2 separate regions of the Mus musculus genome follow, and region 2 is linked to region 1. Evidence: chromatin loops called from intact Hi-C (ENCODE). Cell type or tissue: left cerebral cortex. All regions are shown on one strand.

Region 1 (8,000 bases):
CATGAACAGAACATAAAAAATATGTTATTTTTAGTTTAATATCATTAATAAGCTTTCCTAAAAATTGAAGGTTGTCTTAAATTTTATACACATGCATACATATAAATACACACAAATACTACATACATATTTATGGTTGACACATTCAATATACAACAAATATATATTACCAGATGCATAAAATTCAAAGTCTACATCAGGAATACTAAATATCTTATAATAAGGCAGATAAAATTATATCAGAAGGAATGGTTTGGTTACTGCCAAGATATGCTTATGCTCTTAAGAACTAATTGGCAAGAGTAACAAGGTCTCCTGAATGGCTAAAACAGCAATAAACAAATGAGAATTTATTGAGGGTCAGTGTAGAAATGCAAGAGGAACAGGGGGAGGGGGAGGGGGTAGGGTAATTTTGGAGGGGAAACTAGGAAAGGGGATAACATTTGAAATGTAAATAAAGAAAATATCTAATAAAAAAAAAGAAATTCAACCAACAAGTTGTTGGGGATTATCTTGGCCATTCTCAGTAGGTCTTTCTCCCATTAGAGTCTCTCTGTCTGTCTCTCCTACAAATGAACCTATCATGAGATGCCTTGTGACATCCTTCAGAGCCCTGGCTTCTCTTTTTGCCATTTTGGAGACATCTCTGTCTGTCTCACAGTAAACACTGTGAAGATGTACTTTTCGTTCTAACAACACTAGGTGTTCAGGGTCCATGTTGCATCTTCCCAGAAGAGTAAATTATTGGGCCATCATGAACCATTTCTTTACAAGCACAGTAAATAATGCCCAGTAACAATTAAAATATGATCATATAAGAATAAAACCCATGAGGTTTTAATTGAGTTACACAGAATCTGTACAAAAAAAATCAAAAACAAAAACGATACAAAACAAAAACCATTTCTGTGTGTATGTGTCTCTGAGTGCCTAGTATCCATAGTAATGTTCCATAAAACCAGGTAACAGAAATTTTCACTGCTGTAGCTATCAGGACATAATTGCTGATACAGAGGAGTTTGAGGTAGGTAATTTGTAAACTGCCCACATTCAGTTTGCTGTGCAGTCTGTCTTGTGCCCAACAGCTATTATCTTTCAGACTATTTTAGAGATAGTGGAGTACAAATGGAATGAACAAGACCTCAGGATACACTTAGAAGTACAAACTTTAAAAGTTACTGTAAACTTTTTTTTCCCCTGACCTTTGGAAATATTTAGCACTAACATTCTACAGGTTGTTTTGTTCTACAAGTCTCAAACTCAAGGCAACCTGCCTGTTTGAAACTGAGTGATGAGATTATAGATATGAGCCTCTATTAGCTAAATTTTGCCAATTTGATTAACCCAAATGCATTCTCAAAATATTATTTTACATTTTCCTTTTACCCTCAAAAGAGATCATTTACTTTTCGCTCAAATTGTCTATTCTGCTATGAAGTGTTCTTTAGGGATGTCTCCTCACCTCTCTCCCTACTCTCTCTCATCTATGCATCTATCCATCCATCTACTCATCTATCCACCCATGAATCTATTTTCTGTCTGTCTGTCTGTCTTGAAGTTAAGTGGGTGATTTCCTTTCCCTTATAGCCGGATAAGAATAATCTCTAATTTGGATGCAGCACACTCATGACTCTCTGCCACCTCTCTTTCTCTTCTTCTCTTTCTGGAGATGGAGTATATCTATGTAGACTAGTGTGCTCTCTGTTTCCTGTGTGCTGGGGTTATAGTATGCACCAGCAATCATGACTTTCCAAAGTGTAATCCTCATCAATTAGTGTGTTAATCACCTAAGAATTTGTTAGCAATGTATGTTTGAGAGCACCCAAACCTCTCCAATCCATCAGAACCAAAGGAGGAGTTTAATTTGAATGTGACCGGCAACTTTAATGTGAGAACCACTGGATTTGATTCCACCAGTGGGGGATGGCTGTCCTTTGTTGCACTGTAGAATGCAGATTTATTTGAAAGCCAGCATCACATTCAGTTGGATGTGGCCTAATCTGTCTTGGGCAATATGTATTGATTTTAAAAGTCTTATAGAAAAGCCATCCCTATTTTTATGCAGTACTCTTTCTAGTCATGGACAACCCTGAATTGAATATGTATGTGATAACATAGTTCCCCCTTGTACCTTTTTATTTATGATATCAAAGATAATGGTTCACTACTAATTATAAAAGTGAAAAATTACTGTGAAGGAAGGTACCTCATATAACCCCAGGCTTTCCTTACTATTCTCAAAGCAGGGCCATTGACTCTCTTTAATAGAGACTTCAGGTGTTGAAAAGCTAATTCACAGCTCCCCAGCTGTCTACTTGTGGGGACAGCTTTCTTCTGCTCCAGGCAGTAATTGCTTGACTGCTAGCCTAAATTGCCCTAGAGAAGAAAGCATAGCTGAGCTTGCTTTTTATCCTGTGGATTTAGACTGGTAACTAGACTAGCTTCACAAAGAAGAACCAGGTCTTATACACAGTTTTTCTGTAATTCATGCTGCCTTCCAGTTGAGACATGAGGAACAAAATTATAAAGGCATCTACTAATGAATGTGTTGTTCGTTCTGGTAAGACATATTAGGTTTCCCAGGCTATGATAGGATGGCAGGGTTATGGCTGTAATAGGTTTAGATTAGTAGAGTGTAGCTTGACAAGTGAGAGGTAGTAATTCAAAAGAAAGCAGGCATAAGCAGTTAAGAGTTCATCCTGCTCTTTCAGAAGCCCTGAGTTTGTTTCTCAGAAGCCCTACTCAGGCAGTTTGCAATCCCTACAGGAAAATCTCCAGGAAAACAAGAAAACCAATACTCTCTTCCAGACTTCCCATATGCTCAACATATGTGTGAACAAGCGTGCATGTGTGCACGCACGCACAAGCACACACACAAGCACACACACACACATACATTCACATATATATACATGAGTTATTTAAAAACTATTGAAAGCAATCAAGTGATTGATCAGACTTAAAATTAGAGGATTCAAAATAATACAACCTCTTGTTCTTCCAGAACAAACCATTTTCTAAGTAAAAATGGGTACATAATGAGATAATAAACATTATTTCTTTTGCTCTCTGATGGGATACACAGGACTGATGTCAGATGCATTTCATAGATTCTGTCAAACACCAAGGTTTTTGTTGATGTCAAAGTCATAATGAAGAGGCAATAATAAAACAGTGGGGAGTGACCTAAGGATAGTAAGAGCAGTGTGTTCTTTCAGCATGTAAGGTGAAATTCCAATTCCGAATAGAAAGTGAAGTCTACAAGGACGTTGTGGATAGGCTTCTTGCAGCAGAGTCTATTCTTAGGAAAAATTTCAATTCTATGCTCCAGTGTCATAGTGCTTATGCTAAGTTCTATAGAGTGCCATTCTTTCAAAGCCAAACGGTATAGATTAATCTAATATAGATGTGATGCAGAAGTACATTCTCAGTATACTCTGAAGCTAGCATCTCTTCCACACAGCATGGATGAATCACCTAAATGCTTAGAAATACAGTAATGCAAGATTAGACTAGGCAGTTGCTTTAACTCCCTTTAGCATCCCTCCCAACACACACACACACACACACACACACACACACACACACACACACACACACAAAGTGCAGCTAACTGGAAGCTCAGGCCAGGGTCTGATATCCCTGTTTCCAGCACTCTGTCATAGTAATTAGTGCTTGTTTTGCAGGGGCCTGCCTTTTCCTTTTTTCATCCAGGAAAGGCCTTCATCATCTTGAAGGTTTGTTTGTTTGTTTGTTTGTTATCTCAAGTATCACCTTTTCTGGAGACATTTCATTGTCCTGATATTCCAGAGAAGACCTCTCCTATTCCACAGTCACATATTGTGTTTTCTATGTTAATTATTTCATATCTCTCTTCTACTCTCCTTTGAGCAGACACTCAATATCTTACTGTAGCCCAAATGTCAGTTTCTGGCATACAGAGGGATGTAAGGACAGATACTCTCATCCTTGGAGTGAGAAATGGCGCTATGGCTAGATTTTTGCTTGGGAATTGGGAAAACCCCTTAGGAAGTGACATATCTGTAACAATATTAAGTAGCTGTGTTGACTGTTGAGAATCAGTATTATAGACTTGAAAGGTATGAAAGTGACTGAAGGTGAATGAAGCCCCAAGAGGAAGCAGGTGAACTGCGTGGAGCAACAAGAGGGCCAATGAGTACTGCAGTGATGTTTGCCTAATCTCTAATGACAGACACAGAAACCAAAGTTAGGTGGGACTGCAGAGTCTGCAGCATGAACAGCAAAGACAAAGCTGATGAGCTGGTGAGATGTTCCGAGTTTGAAAAATACAGACAAGAAAGGAGAGAATTGGATGTCAGGAGAAAAGCAATACATTCTGAGGAAGTCTGTAGACTCTGCATCCTGGAGTTTTCCTGTGGTTATACAAAGTAAATTGTCACTGCCAACAGGAGTCCCACAATTCTCTGATACAGAAACTGTGCCTTCCACACAGATGCCAGAGCCCTGCTATACTTTAATAAGAAAGGAAGAATAGCAAGATTTTATTCCTTGGGTAGGAGTGTAGGTGGCACCACAGCTAAAATTAGTTATAAAAAAAAATGTTACCATCCTTTGTGCTGTGGTTGCTCTTCGTCGGTGTGATTTGGAGCACAGTCACAGGTGAACGACAACTTTCTTCTTTTCAGGCTTGCTATGTTTGCTTTCAAAGGTCTCTAGGTCTCTAGTCTCTTGGGTTAATTTTCATCACAAACACGTGCTCTAGACGATAAATACTTACTGGACTAACACTGCGAAGATAAAACGAAAGAAAGAAAAGATGAAAACAAAGGAAGAAAGAAACACAGAAACAAAGAAACAAAGAAAGGTAACTGGATCAAAAATTTTACAGGAAAACTAGGAAGAGTGGACATGGCTCTGTCCTGCCAGTCTCCCAGGAGGAAGGCTGGGAGGAAGCAAGCCACAAATAGTAACTGACAGCTCGTCAAGCTGTGCCTGGGTGATCCTGACTAAGACTGTTATATAAGCAGAGGTTGCTTTGCTTGTGATGAAAGGGAAAAAAGAATAAAAGAGCTATCCACACTTTCCCATCTCATTTGGCAGACTGAACTTGAAAGGTGTCATAAGCCTTATAAAGAAGGTTGATTTTAATGTGTCTGTCAGGCTCTTTTGAAGGTCTTTGTAGCTCCAACCATTTTTATGTTTGGAAACCCCAGCCTATGTAATGATAAATCAATTTAAATGCACAAGGGCCTAAAAACAACTAATTTGCATGCTTATATTTATATGAATTATTGTTGTTCTCTCTCTCTCTGCTCCCCATTCACTGTTTGCACATGTGCACATACATGCTTGTGTGTACATTTGTGCTCTTATGTAAGCATTGACAGATGTGTGCAATAACATGCAGCACCTTAAATCGTGGTTAAAACTACTAGACTTATAGAATATGAGGATTCTCTCTCTATTCCCATTTCAAGTTAGGAATGCTGGTATTAGGAACTCCTGCTACTATATTCAGATTTGTGTAGGTTCTTGGAATATGAACTCAGGTTCTTACAGCTCTAAAGCAAGTAATTTATCCACCAAGCCATCTTTCTAGCCATATTTTCATTCATTGGCTACATATTAATCACTATTTATTGAATACTTATTGTAACAACTCAGTATTATAAAACTGCACTGTGTTTCAAATTTGTTGGTTTTTATGACATTCATAGGTCATGAACATTACTTCTGATAACATCCATGGATAAAGTGGCCTGCTGATAGTTTAACAGGCTTGTTTCTCTAAAGAAATGTTCTATGTTGAAGCTATGGCCTCTGAGAGTAAATTTAAGTTCAAACATTGCAGCTAAACCCTGTATTCCAAGCAATACCTTATCTTTCTTTCTGTCCCACTCATCAGTAGCACCATCCATGCAGTTTCCCTGTGTTACATACAAATAGACAGAAATGAAGCAACTTGGATAAAGTGATCACACTCATGAAAGATAAAATGGGTTGTTATGGAGACAGATACAAACACCAGAAAGTTCAAGGAAGTAATTTTTTCCCTTTGCGAAAATATAGGTAACATGCAGCCTTCTTTATTTTGCAGTATTGCCATATAGAATCAAGTATGATAGGTATGTTGGGAGTGTTTATTTTTGTTGTATAGTGGAAACAGTAGAGGATGGCAGTCAGAAAGATCTGGTTTTAAATTCCAGATTGTTTCTTTGAATAGCAAACATAGTTTTTGAGCCTGCCTGAAATCCAGCCTCCCAACCCACAAGGAGGTAGTCTAGGATGAATACTGTCCATGTTTTTAACTATCCAGAAGCTGAGGGTGTGACCTTATGGGGAAGTAGGATCTTTGCATATGTAAGTGGGTGATGATAAGGTTGTACTAGACTGAAACTCCACTCAACTAAAATTGGCTTTGTTTTGTTTTTCGGAAGAGAAATTTGAACATAGATACAAGAGGGCAGAGATCACACTGGTCATCCACCAGCCAAGGCATACCAGGAACTAAAGAAGAAGTGTTATTATCTAATACTGTCGAAGGGACCCTGTTTGCAACTGGATTTTAGATGCCCAGCATCTAGAACTATGAAAGAATAACTATGTGTTTAAAGATACTTGACCCATCTCAATATGCTATAACGGTCTTAGAGATTCTATAGAAGGATCCTATAGAAGGCATTAATAGCAGTGCAATCTCTGCCACTCTGGATGTGACCTGGGTCTTGGCGCACTGTTATGGAAAGGAGCATGCAGCAGGTCCATTGGAGGCATCAAACATCGCCTCTTTCTGCCTTGTTTACTAGCTGCTACCCTCATTTCCAATTTTTATCTCCCAACCTATTGCCATCACTGTGTTCAGTATCTCCTGACTCGCAATTATCTTTTTGACATAGTATTGAGGTTAGGGTTTCTTTTACTGTGATGAAATATCATAATCAGAAATAACTTGTTGAGGAAAGGGTTCTTTTTGCTGACGGTTTCATATTACAGTCCATCATTCAGAGCAGTCAGAGTAGGAACTCAAACACGAAAGAGCCTAGATATAGGACCTAATGTACGGGCCATGGAGAAATACTGATTACTCGCTTGGTCCTCATGGCTAATTCATTCTGCTTTCTCATAGCATCCAAACCACCTGCCTAGGTGTCATACCACTCACAATGGGCTGAGACCTCCCTCATCAATTACAAAGAAAATGTCCTACAAGATTCTCTACAATAAAATCAATTTCTTCATTGAGATCCTGCCCCCCCAGACAATTCCATCTTCTGTCAAGTTAGCATAAAATTAGCCAGAACATTTACAATAATATAGCATAAACAAACATGGATTCACATTTTAAGTGGTCCTCCAAGTCACTGCTTGCTTCTTCCTGCTTTGCTCTAGTTAGGGTAGATAGAGTGGAAGGGTACATGAAACCAAACGATGAAAACTCTTTGACTATTATAAACCTGTATCCCAGCTTGCCTGCCATGGATAAAATGTTACTTATACACAAAACAGAAAATGAAAGTGGTATTGTTATCTGTACTTTCCTTAGAGGTCCATCATGACAAATATGAAGGATTTCAATCACAGTCCCCAAATTTATTGAAACTCTGTCGCCAGTCATGTTACTTTCTGTTCACTTGTCTTTGTGGTTTTAGTTTGCCTTCTATCCTTCAATCTGGGCTCCATGACACCAGAATACTGTTGTAAAATTTCTCTGGAAAGCAAAACAGTGGTTTTACTCACACCAGAGAGTTAACTAGTGACAGATCCCCAAGATGATTGCTTTCAACTTCACAGGTGAACCAACAGGTTTTAGTGAGATTACTTTTAGTACCATAGGTAAATTAAAAATTGCTATACTAGTGAAGAAAATATCTTTCCCCCTCCCACAACTGTTAATAGCTTAAATATCCTCCTGGAGGTATGGGGCCTTTGAACCTCTCCATATAACAGCCATTATCTATAAAGGACTGAAGAAGGGCAGAGCATCATGAATACCCCTTTCCCTATCACAGCTGCTAAAA
Region 2 (8,000 bases), 68 kb after region 1:
TTTGTGATTGGGTTACTTCACTCAGGATGATACCCTCCAGGTCCATCCATTTGCCTAGGAATTTCATAAATTCATTTTTTTAATAGCTGAGTAGTATTCCATTGTGTAAATGTACCACATTTTCTGTATCCATTCCTCTGTTGAGGGGCATCTGGGTTCTTTCCAGCTTCTGGCTATTATAAACAAGGCTGCTATGAACATAGTGGAGCATGTGTTCTTCTTACCGGTTGGGACATCTTCTGGATATATGCCCAGGAGAGGTATTGTGGGATCCTCCGGTAGTACTATGTCCTATTTTCTTAGAAACCGCCAGACTGATTTCCAGAGTGGTTGTACAAGCTTGCAATTCCACCAACAATGGAGGAGTGTTCCCCTTTCTCCACATCCTCGCCAGCATCTGCTGTCACCTGAGTTTTTGATCTTAGCCATTCTGACTGGAGTGAAGTGGAATCTCAGTGTTGTTTTGATTTGCATTTCCCTGATGATTAAGGATGTTGAACATTTTTTCAGGTGCTTCTCTGCCATAGAATGACCTTTTCTATTGCCGTTCTGTGAAGTTGCGTATGTACAGCCAAAGCACAATAGATAATGTTTACCTGAAATGGTTAGGTCAGGTAACAGGGTCAAGAGTGGGATGGCGTTTTCCCTTTCCTCATTGCTAATTTCCAATTTGGTTTTACTGACGTTCAGTAACACACTATGTGATCTCAGCTCTTCATAGTTGTGGGTCTTACTTTATAGTGTAGCATATGCTCTATTTTTGTTAAGAGTTCATTTATGCCTAAGTAGAATTGTTATTGTGTACTTGTTTAGCTGCAGTCATCAGTATTTAAAGTGAGTCTGCTAATGTTTCTGTTTATACTGCATCTTTCTAATCAGGTTTGTGTTTATTCAGGTACTTACAGAAGATGGTGAATGAAAATTTCCCAATATGTGAAGATATATATCTCTCTTCCTGTACTGTTCATTACTACAATATAATAAAAAAAAAAAAAGAGAATTGTGCACAATTCTACTGGGCTTATCCTATTGCTATTATAAGCAATATATTATCACTTCTAATAGGGCTTTTGTTATAAATGTATGTGGCTGATATTAATATAGAAATATAAACATTTTTGTTAGCTACTTGCAAAAAATATTTTCCTCTCAATATATGTTATTTGTCTTTTGTGTTCTGTTTGCTTGTTTTATGCTTTATTGCTCTTGTTTTGTGTTGTATTTCAACCTTTTTGTGCTCATTTCAAATATTTCATTAAGAAAGCTCAGACTTATACTCTTTATCTTGTTGACAGTATTTGCTCCTTAGTTCAAATTTTATTCCATCATCCCATTATTGACTATCATGCTCATCTTTCAGCATATCATGCTCTTGAGTATTTTCCATTTTACTAATGTCTTCTTTGTTTAATTTCCTTTTGTCAGGGCATATACTTATATTCATAAACAATACAAGAGCTTGAGAAAAATCAACTATAGACCTCATATCTTTTGAATTGCTATTTTATCTAATTTTTATTAAATCTATTTTTAAATCAATTGCATTTTCTTATTATTTTCAGATGTCTATGTCTTAGTCCCTGTTCATTTCCTGTGAAGAGACTATAACCAAAGCAATTCTTATAAAAGAAAGCATTTAACTTGGGGCTTACTTACAATTCAATGCTATCTTTATCATTGTGGTCTGGAACATGGTGTTAGGACTGCATGATCCAGGAGAAGTAGCTGAGAGCTACATCCTACTCTGCAGGCAGATAGAAAAAGAATACTGGGCCTGACATGGACTTTTGAAACATTAAAGCCTACTCTTGGTGACTTAGTTCCCCCAATAAGGCCACATCTTTACAAACTTTCCAACAGTCCATCAACTGGTAACCAAGCATTCAACTATATGAGCCTATGGAACCATTCACATTGAAAACACCAAAGTCTACCCTCTGGCTTCCATGGAGGGTTTTTCATAATATAAAATTGCATTCAGTCCAATTTCAAAAATTCCCATACTCTATCATAGCCTAAACACCGTTTAAAAGCCCAAAGTTCAAAGTCTCCTCTAAGACTCTTAACTCTAACCTCTTCAAAACAAGAGCAAAATGGAGACCATTTCTTCAGTCTGCTCCACACTTTGTCTCCATATTTGCTCCTGTGAGTATTTTTGTTCCCCCTTCTGAGAAGGACCGTAGCACCCACACTTTGGCCTTCCTTTTTCTTGAGCTTCATTTGGTATGTGAATTGTACCTTGGATATTCTGAGCTTTTAGACTAATATCCAGTTATCAATGAGTGCATACCATGTGTGTTCTTTTGTGATTGGGTTACTCAGGATGATATTTTCTAGTTCCATCCATTTGCCTGTGAATTTCATAAAATCATTGTTTTAATAGCTGAGTAGTACTCCGTTGTGCAATTGCACCATATTTTCTGTATCCATTCCTCTGCTGAAAGACATCTGGGTTGTTTCCAGCTTCTGGCTATTATAAATAAGGCTGCTATGAACATAGTGGAGCATGTGTTCTTGTTATATGTTGGAGCATCTTTTGGTTATATGCTCAGGAGTGTTATAGCTGGGTCCTCAGGTAGTAACTATGTCCAGTTTTCTGAGGAACCACCAGACTCATTTCCAGAATGATTGTACCATCTTGCAATCCCACCAACAATGGAGGAGTGTTCCTCTTTCTCCACAGCCTTGCCAACATCTGCTGCCCCACCTGTGGACCCATCCCATATATAGTCACCAAACCCAGACACTATTGTGGATGCCAAGAAGTGCATGCTGACAGGAGCCTGATATAGATGTCTCCTGAGAGGCTCTGCCAGAGTTTGACAAATACAGAGGTGGATGCTTGCAGCTAACCATTGGACTGAGTACAGGGTCCCTAATGGAGGAACTAGAGAAAGGACTGAAGGAGCTGAATGGGTTTGCAATCCCATAGGAAGAACAATAATATCAACTAGCCAAACCCCTCCCCCTGACCCCATGTCCGCAGGGTTCTCAGGAACTAAGCCACCAACCAAGGAGTATACATGAAGGGCCCCATGGTTCCAGTTGCACTTGTAGCAGAGGATGGCCTTGTCAGGTATCAATGAGAAGAGAGGCCCTAGATCCTGTGAAGGCTCAATACCTCAGTGTAGGGGAATGTGAGGGTGGCGAGGGGGTATGGGTGGGGAAACACTCTCATAGAAACAAGGAGTGGGTGATATAGTGGTTTTTTCTATGTGTGGAATGACAATATATCATTTGAAATGTAAATAAAGGACATATACAATAGAAAAAAGGAAAAAAGAAAACACAGACCATTTTCTTCCAACATACCATGACATAGAATGTACACGACCATTTCAAATAAGAAAAGGTGCATAAAGAGAAAATGCTTGACCAAAGCAAACTCCAAATTCTCTATCTCCAAGCTGATGTCAAAGTGCTCTTCAGATCTCCAACTCCTTTCAGCTTTGTTGAACTGAAAAACACTTTTATCTCTTGAGCTGTTAGCACTGGCAGGTATTTTATGACTCTGGTATCTCCAACATTTTAGGGTCTCCAGCAAAGTCCAGGTTTCACCTTCTCAGCTTCATGCAATGGCCTTTCAAACTCTTCATGTAGTGACTGCCTTGACAAATGCCTGGTGTCATTGACTTTACTTAAATGAAGAGAAAGATTTCTAAGCGCCCTTTTCTTCTTGACTGTAAAGCCAGAGCCAGGTGGCTGAAGCTACCAAGATTTTCTGCTTGAAAGCTATGTACTGACCCATAGTCACATACCTTCTAATATTTGCCAGTAGTCCAACAACTGTGAACTAAGTATTGCAATGTATGAGTCTATGAGGGCCTATCTTACTCAGACCATCAGTCTGTAAGTACAGAATCAACACACTTTCTCTTATTTTGCCATTGCTTCTTGCAGTTTCATGTTCCATCTGAAGGAGTTGTTTTCTCCTTAATTTTTAACATGATTTGAGCTGTGAATAACAAGGGGGACATATATTTTTGGCTTTTGTATTTCTTTGTTTATTTTGCATTTAAAAGCTGTTTCTATACTCTGTTCAGGCTATTATACTCTATTGAAAAGTTAGTTCTCAGTATTGCTATTGTTAATTATTACCACTCTAAAGAAGAGTTAGTAACATTTTGTATTTTTCTTAGCAGTTTGACTATGACATCTTTTTACATTTATATTTACTTGTTGCATAGAGATGATTGAATCTACAATTTAATTCTGTTGTTTAATTAGAAACACTTGGCAAATATTTCTTCAAATATTGCTTATTTTACCTTATTTTTGTTTCTCCTTCCTTTGGGAACTTAAAAACAAAATGTCTTCCTGAGCCTAGATTATTGCTCTGTGCCAGGGTCTTACCCTTTAATGTCACTTTCCAAAATAGAATATGTCAAGAATATGTAAAAGACCACTGACCCCATCATGCTATGACTAAACAGCCAGTTCTTGATAGCCTGAGGTCTTATGTTCCTAGTAGAAATCCAGGCTTGCCCTTCAAATTCCCTCTCCTTTGGGGAAGTAGATTAGACTGACCCCAGTTTACTGACAACATTTTAAAATACTGCAATACAAAAGATTTTCAAATCAGCAGTATTTATATGACTCAGCTTTGTGAAATTATAGAGAAAGTGCTACATATTTAGAACTGTCTAGGGCAGGGGGAGGACTCTGGAAAATGCTCATAAGACTTAAGTAGATGAGAGTTATAAGAGAATATTAGAACAGAAAGGGGAGTGATCCCCAGAAGTCCAGCATATTTATTAGGCAACTGTTTCCGACACCACTGTCCACCGAGAGAGAAAGCTGTGCTTCTTGTGTCATGGGAGTTACAGTGCTAGGTAAGCTGCTAACAGATGGTAGAAGGGGAGTTTGTCACCAAGAGATCACTTCTGAACTGTATGAAGGCTGTACATACAGAAGGTCATTCTTTTAGAATTCAGGAAAATGGCAAGGTTTCAGGTATGGTATTTAAACGATGTTGTACTAAACTACAGCCTTCCCCTTAAATTCATTTTGCAATATTGGTACTTTTTAGCACAGTCATTCTGTAAATTTCCAAGCATCTATAGAGAAACTATCCCTCCATATCCTGACTAATGAGTAAAGTTAGAAATAAATTTATATTATAAGGATGTAAAGATGGTTTAAGTTTATCTAATTGGCCCCTTCGGGTGGTTTTTAGGGGGCCATGCTGACAATATCTTTGGAAAACTGGCTTCTTCTAGCTTCATATAATATAAATATTAACACTCTCTCTCCTCTCTCTCTCTCTCTCTCTCTCTTTCTCTCTCTCTCTCTCTCTCTCTCTCTCTCTCTCTCTCTCTCTCTCTCTGTGTGTGTGTGTGTGTGTGTGTGTGTGTAAAGGGGGCATGTGTAACACATTGTACTTGAGGATGACAGATTAAAACTTGCAAAAGTCAGTTTTTTTCATCCCAAAATGCAGATAAAAGAAAGAGAACTTAGATTATTGGGCTTGATGACAAGCTATCTTCCCCCATGAGCCATCTCAGCAGCCCCAAAGCCTTTAATTGTATGAGGTTTGGGCTCTACACTATAGTCTTCTTTAAGAAAAAAAAATCATTTTAATTTTTATTTATATGTATCTATGTGTGTATGTCTATTAGTGTACAACATGTGCGTACATGCCCCTAAAGTTCAAAAGAAGGTGATGGGTTAGAGGGAAGCCATCATTTCAGCCCCCACTGAGAGAAACAATCTGGAAAGTAAACTAGGTAGTAAATATTATGACCTGACATTCTCTCCTTGCCGACAAAGTCCTATTCATAAACTAATGGAAAAAGAATTTTATGTGATTTAGAAGTGCTAAAAAATTATAGTTTGGGGAAGATATAGATTGGTTCCCAAAAGAGATCTTTGATAACCAGGCTCTTTGGACACACATAGGTCACTATTACCATCTCCTGCAATAACTTATACATAATCATTGGTATTGAACTATGTATGTCATTACAATAAATGACAATAAATGTTTACTGACTTTACAGTCAGAAATAATATATAACAAGTAACTTAATGAACATTGTTAATGAAAAAATAACATTTATTGAGTACCTGTATATTTATAGTACTCTCGCTCAATGTGACATAACTAGGCCAAGAGTAATTAAGCGTATCCTTTTAGGACATTAAATGTTTTCCATTTTATCTAAAGAATCAATATTTCCTCTCTCTCTTATTTTACGTTATTACAATTTTTAATATTTTCCTAATTTAACATTCTTATGAAGCTTTGTATCTTTAGAGGTATATTAAAATCTTTAAAGAGCATTATCCATATATAGCTCAATATAAATCATTCTTTATAATCAAGCTATATGTATAAAGTAATTTAGGGAGACTCTTAAAATGGAAGAAAACCTCACACCACATTCCAAGTAACATGGGTGATTTATTTTATTTTTATTTTCAGGAAATACAGCCTACATGCTGAAAATCATTGCTCAATGCCAGATCCCATGTAAGGAAGTTGGGTGTGGTAGTTAATGCTTATGATTTTAGTTGTGAAAGGCAGAGACAGGCAGATACCTGGGGCTCACTAGCTGACTATCCTCACCTCCTTGTTAAATTCCAGGCCTTTGAGAGATGAACCATGCTTGAGGCACAACAGCTGAACTTATTCTCTGGTTCCTCCACACACATTCACCTGCCATATACACACATGCATTTGTTCACACAAATAATTCTCTCTCTCTCTCTCTCTCTCTCTCTCTCTCTCTCACACACACACACACACACACACACACACACACAGAGAGAGAGAGAGAGAGAGAGAGAGAGAGAGAGAGAGAGAGAGAGAGCACAATAGTTAAGTAAAACTGTTCAAACATAACCAGTTGAAGTAACCAAAGAGGCATTTTTCAATGTTTTACACCAATATGATTTAAAATTTTATATTACTTTAAAGTCAATCTTAAATATGAAAGTATACTTTATAGTAACATTCTTAGGAATCTCTGCAAGGCTCATGAACAGGATATGATCAAGGCAAAGTTATCCACTCATCTTTCAGCATCTTCCTGGCTTCCTGTGGGAGGAGAATGCTTACCTAATTGGAGGTATGATTAGAGTTTGACATTCACTTGTGAATGCCTTCCTACTGGACACAATTATGATCATAAGCATGGCAGTGTTTTAATATCGCACTGCATATGAGACCTTCCTTGCTGAATGACACATTAAAAACTCACTTTGTGAAATGAGAACAATACTATCCAGTGAGGTTCCTGATTCACCCATGGCTGCAGGCAGCTAACATGTAGATTGCATGTTGTTTTTCATTTTTTTTTTCTCTTTAAGAACAAGAGTCCTTGTTTTCCTTGTAAATACAAACTGGAGAAGACCTGAGAAGTGACTATTTGGCAGACATGCCTGTCACAGCATCTCTAACTGCCACTGCCACTGACAGCAGTCACCTGTGTGCATTCAGTGGAGAAACACTTCGGCAGATTTAAAAAGAATTCTGTGGGAGTTTTGACTCCCAGAATATCTAACTTTTTTTTTCTCTTGTGGAAATGACTTCTTTTCTGTCTCTGACATTTTAGTGATCAGAAGGCAGCTGGTCTCATCTAAAAACAACAATGAAATGCATGTGACTGGAAGATAGGGAAATGCTAGTCTATGTTTGAGAGAGCTGTAAATTGCCATGGTGTTTAAAAAGCTTGCAAAAATTAAAATAATATGTTTCAGTGATGGAGATGATGGGGTGGAGCAGGGTTTTCTATCAAAAGATGGTGCTGTGAATGTTTTGATAGGACTACTACTAAACTTAAAAGATTGCTTTGGAAAAAAGATGAAATTCTGACATTTTTAGATTAGCTGAAAATATTTCTCTAATCCTCTTGTTATAATAAAATCCACCAGTGTTGAAAAATAGAAATAATGCACACATTCAAAATTTAGTCTCACACATGTAGGAAAAATTCTACTGCATTTCTATGGCAACTGCCTGACAGATTCTGAGAAATAAGTAGGGAGTAAGAAATATT

Evidence for each region. Hi-C counts contacts between places; a loop is a spot of excess contacts. Peaks named below come from ENCODE experiments on the same cell type or tissue, not always from the same donor. Only the 100,000 strongest peaks of a DNase experiment are listed, where the experiment ranks them.
Region 2: a loop joins it to region 1, with 2.7 times the contacts of the local background. A loop is called at or near these places in 2 of 42 quality-filtered maps.

The regions. Positions count from the first base shown.
Region 1 is chr3:20,817,431-20,825,430 of GRCm38, forward strand. Gm31552 (a long non-coding RNA gene) reads right to left here and starts at 4,931. Exons shown (of 4, transcript XR_389614.2): 1 at 4,869-4,931; 2 at 4,588-4,769. In left cerebral cortex, no CTCF peak of the experiment used is centred here; DNase peaks (open chromatin) are centred at 3,508, 4,071, 4,473 and 4,980; H3K27ac peaks cover 4,532 bases.
Region 2 is chr3:20,885,681-20,893,680 of GRCm38, forward strand. No RefSeq gene overlaps it. Among named protein-coding and RNA genes, the nearest start is that of Gm31552, 67 kb to the left of the region's middle. In left cerebral cortex, no CTCF peak of the experiment used is centred here; DNase peaks (open chromatin) are centred at 4,719 and 7,538; H3K27ac peaks cover 1,137 bases.